Linked DNA regions of Homo sapiens: region 1 is linked to region 2. A link is an interaction called in ENCODE POLR2A ChIA-PET data of the cell type or tissue named here. Cell type or tissue: OCI-LY7. All regions are shown on one strand. Each heading gives the region's core, and the rest is flanking DNA. Links, peaks and the distances in the headings are about the cores only. Region 1 holds the start of LOC105376286 (a long non-coding RNA gene). Region 2 has its middle 41 kb from the start of NAIF1.

The links. Peaks named below come from ENCODE experiments on the same cell type or tissue, not always from the same donor. Only the 100,000 strongest peaks of a DNase experiment are listed, where the experiment ranks them.
Region 1: POLR2A ChIA-PET joins it to region 2 with 8 read pairs; 2 of 35 experiments call an interaction of 5 or more read pairs at or near these places.

What each region holds. Positions count from the first base shown.
Region 1 is chr9:128,311,810-128,317,944 of GRCh38, forward strand. It overlaps TRUB2 (TruB pseudouridine synthase family member 2), which reads right to left. Exons shown (of 8, transcript NM_015679.3): 3 at 5,343-5,417; 4 at 3,758-3,819; 5 at 1,999-2,080. LOC105376286 (a long non-coding RNA gene) reads left to right here and starts at 1,742. Exons shown (of 3, transcript XR_930377.3): 1 at 1,742-2,096; 2 at 2,289-2,438; 3 at 3,615-5,090. In OCI-LY7, for the core only: no CTCF peak of the experiment used is centred there; no DNase peak of the experiment used is centred there.
Region 2 is chr9:128,025,024-128,027,523 of GRCh38, forward strand. No RefSeq gene overlaps it. Among named protein-coding and RNA genes, the nearest start is that of NAIF1, 41 kb to the right of the region's middle. In OCI-LY7, for the core only: no CTCF peak of the experiment used is centred there; DNase peaks (open chromatin) are centred at 1,438, 2,018 and 2,313; H3K4me3 peaks cover 1,958 bases; H3K27ac peaks cover 1,963 bases.

The DNA of each region.
Region 1 (6,135 bases), core at 1-2,500, 290 kb after region 2:
ACTCAGCAGCAAGGGCACTCTATTTTTTTTTTTTTTTTTTTTTTGAGACGGAGTCTCGCTCTGTCACCCAGACTGGAGTGCAGTGGCGCAATCTTGGCTCACTGCAAGCTCCGCCTCCCAGGTTCATGCCATTCTCCTGCCTCAGCCTCTCGAGTAGCTGGGACTACAGGCGCCCACCACCACGTCCGGCTAATTTTTTAAATTTTTAGTAGCAAGGGGGTTTCACCGTGTTAGCCAGGATGGTCTCGATCTCCTGACCTCGTGATCCGCCCGCCTCGGCCTCCCAAAGTGCTGAGATTACAGGTGTGAGCCACTGCACCCAGACTTTTTTTTTTTTTTTTTTTTGAGACGGAGTCTTGTTCTGTTGCCCAGGCTGGAGTGCAAATGGCACAATCTCAGCTCACTACAAGCTCCGCCTCCTGGAGTCAAGCAATTCTCCTGCCTCAGCCTCCTGAAAAGCTAGGATTAAAGGTACACGCCAAGACACCCGGCTAGTTTTTGTATTTTTAGTAGAGACGGGGTTTCACCATGTTGGCCAGGCTGGTCTCGAACTCCTGACATCAGGCAATCCACCTGCCTTGGCCTCCCAAAGTGCTGGGATTACAGGCGTGAGCCACCGAACCTGGCCTTTTTTTTTTTGAGATGGAATCTCGCTCTGTTGCCCAGGCTGGAGTGCAGTGGTGAGATCTCAGCAAACTGCAAACTTCACCTCCTAGGTTCAAACGATTCTCCTGCCTCAGCCTCCCGAGTACCTGGGATTATAGGCGTGCACTACCATGCCCGGCTAATTTTTTGTATTATTATTATTTTTTTTTTTTTTTTTTGAGACGGAGTCTCGCTTTGTTGCCAGGCTGGAGTGCAGTGGTGCAATCTCAGCTCACTGCAACCTCCGCCTCCCAGGTTCAAGCGATTCTCCTGCCTCAGCCTCCTGAGTAGCTGGGACTACAGGTGCCTGCCACCACGCCCGGCTAATTTTTGTATTTTTACTAGAGACGGGTTTTACCATATCAGCCAGGCTGGTCTCAAACTCCTGACCTTGTGATCCACCCATCTCGACCTCCCAAAGTGCTGGGATTACAGGCGTGAGCCACTGCGCCCGGCCTCTTTTTAAAATTTAGAACAGTAGCCAGGCGTGGTGACTCACACCTGTAATCCCAGCACTTTGGGAGGCCGAGGTGGGCAGAATACCTGAGGTCAGGAGTTCCAGACCAGACTGGCCAACAGGGTGAAACCCAATTTCTACTAAAAATACAAAACATTAGCTGGGTGTGGTGGTGTGCACCTGTAATCTCAGCTACTCCGAAGGCTGAGGCAGGAGAATTGCTTGAACCTGGGAGGTGGAGGTTGCAGTAAGCCAAGATCGCGCCACTGCACTCCAGCCTGGGCGACAGAGCGAGACATCGTTTCAAAAAAAAAAAAAGAAAAGAAAAGGAAAGGCTGGGCGCGGTGGCTCATGCCTGTAATCCCAGCACTTTGGGAGGCCAAGGAGGGCGGATCATGAGGTCAGGAGATCCAGACCATCTTGGCTAACATGGTGAAACCCCGTCTCCCATCTCTACTAAAAATACAAAAAAAAAAAAGCCGGGCGTGGTGGCGGGCGCCTGTAGTCCCAGCTACTAGGGAGGCTGAGGCAGGAGAATGGCGTGAACCCGGGAGGTGGTGCTTGCAGCGAGCTGAGATCGTGCCACTGCACTCCAGCCTGGGCGACAGAGCGAGACTCCGTCTCAAAAAAAAAAAAAAAAAAAGAAAAGAAAAGGAAAAGGTCAAAGACTGACGAGATGGAGAGAAACTAGAGTCTTTGGAAGTGACGTTACATTTGAGCTAGGCAAGCAGGGGAGTAGAGGATGCTCCTGGAGCACAGATCCCGTGGCCAAAGCCTCAGCCCAAGCCTAGTGTGTGCAGTGGAACTGAGAAGGGGCCAGCGTGGCCTAGGGCGGGGAGAGGACTCAGGGAAAGCAAATGCGGAGGGAGGCAGCGGCAGCCACTTCCGGTTCTCACCATAGGTTGTCTTCTCTACCAGCCTCCCGTCCTCACGGAAGTCATCTGTAGCTTTGCCCAGGAGGCCACGCACTGTGTAATCCTTCAAGGACAGGGAGGTAAAGATCCGTCAGTGACCCCATTCTAAGCCCTAGTAGCCCCTGCCCCAGAAGCTGGGGGTGGGGGGTCCTCAGGTCTCCCTCAGGAAGCTCATGTGCCCAGCCCCTGCCCAGCTGCTCCACAGCCCCAGGAGGAAGGGCACCAGCTCTGTCATGTGGCCTTCAGCAGCTCTTGCTCTCTTTGTATTCAAGCTCTCCTGTCACCTGGGGACAGTAACAGGGCCAGTCTCACAGTACTGCTGCCTGGATTCAGCAGGACATGGTACCTGGCTCCCAGTCAGCAGGCTTCCTACAAGACTGCTGGCTGGTTTCCATGACAACCAGCACTGGCAGCCTCCAAAGGTACTGACCGCTGACAGCCACCCTGTGGCCACCCCAGGCCTCCATGTTTCTCCTCTCCAACCTAACTCGGCAATTTATCACCCCGAGCCCCTTCTAGCATGCCCTGTAGGCTTCTCTCCACGCCTCTAAATAGAATGAGATTCCATGGCCCAGATCAGGCCCTTGCTCATCCCTGCTTGTAAAAACTCCCCCTCCTCTGAATCTGTGCAGCTAACCCCATCTGCCACAGATAAGTAATGATTGGCTGGATACAGTGACTCACACGTATAATCCCAGCACTTTGGGAGACAGAGGCGGGTGGATCGTCGAGTAGCTGGGAGGACAGGCATGCGCCACCAGCCTGGCTAATTTTTTTGTATTTTTAGTAGAGACAGGTTTTCACCATGTTGTCCAGGCTGGTCTTGAACTCCTGGCCTCAAGTGACCCACCCACCTCAGCCTCCCAAAGTGGCAGGAGCCACTGAGCCCGGCCACAATTTTTAAAATTTTTATAATTTAAAAAAATTTTGTAAATAGAGATGGAGTCTTGCTATGTTGCCCAGACTGGTCTCAAATTCCTGGGCTCAAGCAATCCTCCTGCCTCAGCCTCCCAAAGTACTGGGATTACAGGTATGAGTCACCACACCTGGCCCTCATTCCCATTTTACAGATGAGGAAACTGAGGCACACAGATATTAATTAGGTAATCTACCCAAGGACACACAGCTGTCAGAGTGGTAGAAGCTGGGGTTCAAACTGAAGCCATTTGGCTCCAGAATTTGTGCCCTTAACCACTAAAAACATGGGCCCCATAACGTGGCACCTGCGTACATACTTTGTGGTATCAGACTCCATAGCCCCGACCCCACCTCTGGATGGTAAGCTCCCTGTGGGTAGGATGCTGACATCTACCTCTCAGTCTTGGGACAGAATAGGGAATGGCATCATGATCAAGCTCTGGTGTTGGAGAGACCTAGGTTCAAATCCCAGCTCTTAAAGCCCTAACAACTACATGACCTAGGTAAGTAACATCTCCTCTCTGAGCCTCAGTTCTCTCATCTGTGAAATGTGGCTAACAACAGATTCCACTTTACAGGGAGGCTGTGAGGCTTCCCTAAAGGAATCCACGTACAGTGCTCAGCACAGAGTAGTCGGCATACACTAACACTGGTAGTTATTATTGTTATTATTATTACAGCCCCTGCACAGCACACGATCATCAAAAAAATGCTTGCTTATGGCTTGGGTGTTCCCCCACGGAATCCTCTAAGCTTCAGAATCCTGCTGGTGACCCCCAGGAAAGGACCAAGGGAGAAGCAGGCTGTCCCCAGACCCTCGTACCTTGGTAAGATGAGCATTGTACATATCGGTGAGGAGCCTGCATCCATGTCCCACGCCGAGCACTGAAAAGCAGCCAGCGTCATCTCACACCTGGGACCCCCTTCCCATTCCCCTAAGTATCCCCACCCCTACCCCCACCATCAGAATACTCCCTTTTCTGATGCTGCCAAAGGCAACAAGAAGGCAAAAAGATCTTCTACAGGGGGCAGGTGCACCCCTCTGGGTATATATCACATGCAGATTGCTGGGCCTTACCCATATGCACTGAATCTGACTCATGGTTGGAGGGGGCCTAGGATCCCTGCCAAGCTCTCCACAGGATTCTGACACCTGAGAGGAAGAGATCCCTGGCCTAGTCACACAAACCTGCACTCAAATCAGGGACAGCTCTGAGTATAATCTTTAGCCTCTTTGAGCGTCAAGTTCCCCATCAGTAAAATGGGGGTAAAAATACTGTCTGAAGGCCAGGCGCAGTGGCTCATGCCTGTAATCCCAGAACTTTGGGAGGCCGAGGCAGGTGGATCACCTGAGGTCAGGAGTTTGAGACCAGCTTGGCCAACATGGTGAAACCCCATCTCTACCAAAAAATACAAAATTAACCAGGTGTGGTGCTACACTACACTCCAGCTTGGGCAACAAGAGTGAGACTCCGTCTCACAAAAAAAAAAAAAAAAAATTAGCCAGGCGTGGTGGCGGGCACCTGTAATCCCACCTACTCGGGAGGCTAAGGCAGGGAGAATTGCTTGAACCCAGGAGGCGGAGGTTCCAGTGAGCCGAGATCATGCCATTGCACTCCAGCCTGGGAGACAGAGCAAGACTCTGTCTCAGGAAAAAAAAAAAATACTGATTCCTGTGGGTGCTGTGCAGTCGGCACAGAGGAAGGGCCCAATAAACGGTGGCCACTGTGGTCACTTCCTGCCTTTCTCCCGGTCTGTTTCTCCCTCTGGCTGAGGGACAGAATAACTCTGCATTCACTCGTGGGGAGACAGAACAGGGAGAGGGGGCATGAGATCATGTCTGCCTGCCTGTGCCTCAGGAAGCAAGACAAGGGGACTGTGACTGTCGCGGCTGGAGGATGTGGGCACCACCTGACCCTGGGGACACAGATGGCTCATGACTAGGGCTTTGTGTGTCCAGACCCAGCCACATGCAGGCCCTGGCCATTAGGTCCAGAGTCACGCGCCTGGCTGCCCCATGATGCAATGATGGTTTTCCTTCTCCGGACCAGGGGTATTCACTGGCCATGGGACCCAGAACAAGTCACCTAAATCCTACTTTCTTCTTCCATAAAATCATATAGTATCTACCTAATAAAGTTGTTGTGGTAAATAAATGTGCATAAAGGGCCTCGAACTATGTCATGTGTGGGAATCACTGAATAAAGGTGGGTGACTGTGGTATTAACCTGTGATTACCTCCGTCCCACCTATCCACTCCCCAGCTGATCAGCCTTGGGGCAGGAATCAGGGCAGGAGAGGAGTGGTGGGACGTGGGTGCCAGGTAAGAAGTGGGCTGGGCTCCTGGTAGCTTCAGGATCTTTTCTCAAGCCTTATCACTGTACCCCCAGGCTTCTCACATCACCTACCAAGTACTCCAGAAGCCTGGGCATCCAACCGATGTCCCACGCCAACCTTGAGATGGGCGAATGCTGGTCCACATACTGGAAAGAAACAAACAAGGTCCATTTTCTCAACTAAATGCCACCCCAGGATGGCTTTGGGCTGCATGTTGACCTCGTTCTCAGAATGGGCCTCATGGAGCCCAAACTAGCATCAGGCCAGACTCTCAGGCTTCCCCGTCATGGAATCTGGGACCCTGAACTGTATCCTCAGTGCCCTGGGATCCAAAGGGCAGCCCAAGATGCCTCTTACTCTGCCTATCATCAGTCTCCCAGTGAGAGGCTCTAAGAAGACTGGCGTAACACTGAAGGTCAAGAGTGCGGGGTTCCCTGCCCAGCTCTACTGAGGAAGAGTCCCTGGAGGAAAATGGAGGCTGTGAGCTCCTTAAGGCAGAACCTGGGTGTGTCAACTCACTAGCTGCTCAGGAAAGAACTACTGAAAGAATAAATGCAGGAATGAGCCAGAAGTGTTTACACTTCTACAGATTAAGAGGAATCTAGGGGAAGAGTCCAGGGTAGTTAAGGGCCTATTGAATCCAGGCCATGTTACTAAATGTCAACACTGAGCCTCAGTTTTCTCCCTTGTGAAATGAAAATAGGACCCATCTCACAGCACTGTGGTGATATCAATGAGGATTGTACTTGGGGGAAGCTTAACACAATGCCTAGTACAGAGTGGCGACTCAATACATTATACTTCTTATTGTTACCATATAATAGAGTCATTGAATATCACAAGTCCAACGGGTTTTTGAGGTTT
Region 2 (2,500 bases), core at 1-2,500:
ATCCCAGAAGTCCAGGATCAGCGGGGCTTTTTTTTTTTTTTTTTAAATAAAGTTTTTTTTTTTTTATTTTTTTTTCATAGAGATGGGGTCTCTCTATGTTACCCAGGCTGGTCTCAAACTCATGGGCTCAAGCAATCCTCCCACCCTACCTCCCAAAGTGCCAGGATTACAGGTGTGAGCCACCTTGCACAGGCTGTTTTTCTTTCCTAGAAACAGGGTCTCCCTCTGTTGTAGTGGTGTGATTATAGCTTCCTGCAGTCTCAAATTCCTGGGCTCAAGTGATCCTCCCGCCTCAGCCTCCCAAGTAGCGAGGACCACAGGTGCACGCCACCACGCCCGCACCTTTCCATTCTAAACCCAGCTGCAGGGAACATCCTTGCTGGCTTCCCTTTGCTCACCTGTGAAAGGTGGGAGGGGGTGTTCCCTATGGCAGTTTACAAGCATCAGCTCATGGAATTCTCATCACACCACTCTGGTGAAACAGATTCAAATGTGCATTTGGCAGAGGAAGGGGTTGGATTCCGTGATTGCTGGGCCCTTCAAGGATTCATAGTGCCCTCGGGAACAGAGCCGTCTTGGTCTAGATAGGCTTTTTCAGTGGGAGGAGAGGGTCAAGGAAGCTGAGAAGTGGAGATGAACCGTAGTAATGCTAGCCTCACACCTGGACCTTCTTCGGTAAATGAAAGGTGGGGCAGGGCCACCACCCCATCACACAGAGGAGGAAACTGAGGTTCAGAGAGGGGCAGAGACTTGTCTCAGGCTGCACAGCTGATCAGTGACAGAACCAGGAATCACAGCCAAGTCCCCGACCTCCAGAGCCTTCTCCTAGGTTCTCACCAGGCACTGGGCCAGGCACAGAGCACACATCAGCTTGCCAGTCCCCACAGAAGCCACAGCCTTACTCTTCCTCCCATTTGTTTGTTGTTGTTGTTGTTGTTGTTAAGATAGTGTTTCACTCTGTCACCCAAGCTGGAGTGCGGTGGCATGATCACAGCTCACTGCAGCCTCGACCTCCAGGGCTCAAGCAATCCTCCCACCTCAGCCTCCCAAGTAGCTGGGACTGCAGGCTACACACCCAGCTAATTTTTGTATGCTTTGTAGAGACGGGGGTCTCGCCATGTTGCCCAGGCTGGTCTCGAACTTCTTGGCTCAAGCAATCCTCCCTCCCCAGCCTCCCAAAGTGCTGGGATTACAGGCATGAGCTACCGTGCCGGGCCTCTTCCTCCCATTTGATAGCAGAAGAAACTGAGGCTCGGAGACACTAGGTGTGGAACACCGCAGGCACCATGCATGCTGAGCACCGTAGCCATGTGCAGGCAGGAGCTGCTGTGGCCCCTGTGTCTGGGGCAGACGAGAGAGGAAGGAAAGAGGAGGCACGGCCTCGCATGAGAGATTAACTTGCGATGCCTCATTATCGCAAATTCATATCTTTGAGGCAGAACCAGAAACAGGATGTGGGTTCCCCTTTAAGGGGCTGGTGCCTCACATTGACAGGTACCATGGGACACATGTGAGCATCATGGGACAGGTAGTGTCGGTAAGAGGTTGGCACCCAGGCTTTGGAGTCAACAGGCTCCTGGCTGTGTGACTGCAGATTCGTGGCTTGACCTCTCTGGGCTTCTGAATAGCACGGGTTGTTAGGCCTGGTGGAACAGTGCTCAATAAATAGTGACAAGGTACTGAGCACTCCAACAAGTGTTGGAGGCAGGGGCAATTATTTGCCAAAAGAGGCAAAGCCTGTGGAGCGGCCTGGCCAGCTTTACCCCCGTCCCTGCTGCCACATCCATCCGCGGTCCTCTGCCCGAGCCCAGCCCTACCAAGCAAACACACCATCAAGAGGAGGCAGGTTGCTATGGCAGTACAGCTTCTGGAAAGGCCCTGGCCTCCCACACAATATCCCTCCACTGTGGTGGCCCCAGGCTTTTCCTGTGGAGGCTTCTGAGGTTGCTCCAGCCTGAGGCCAGCCTGGCCCAGATGCTGACCCAGACACAGCTGTGTTCACATGACACGGGTTTGCCGAGTACCTACCAGGTTCACATGAGCAGGACAGGCAAGGGCCACCCTGCCCTTCCCTCCTCCCAGGGCTCGACCTGGGCCCTGTAAGTGTCACTTGCATTTAGGAGCTACAATACAGCTCTCAGGAATGTCCTGAGTGTCAGGATGACAGGAAGAAAGGGAGAGCCCAGGTTCAAGAAAAGGACACTGGATTGGGTGTTAAAGGCCCATGTCTCGGCCTAACTCAGCCTTAGTGTCTCTGTGGTTGTGAGCAAACACCCATTTCTCTCTGGGTGTTTAGAACTGAGGGGAGTACATGGAGTTCTTTCAAACTAGTCAAAACAGAAGCCGAGCTGTGCACTCAGGAGGCAGGCAGCCCCTTGTTTTGGACTATCGTCTATCACTTACTCGCTGGGTGGCTTAAAGGAAGTTACTCAACATCTCTGAGCCATTTCCTCATCTCAAACTTTTGAATAACAATCCAAGGTTATTCAGAATACTAAAT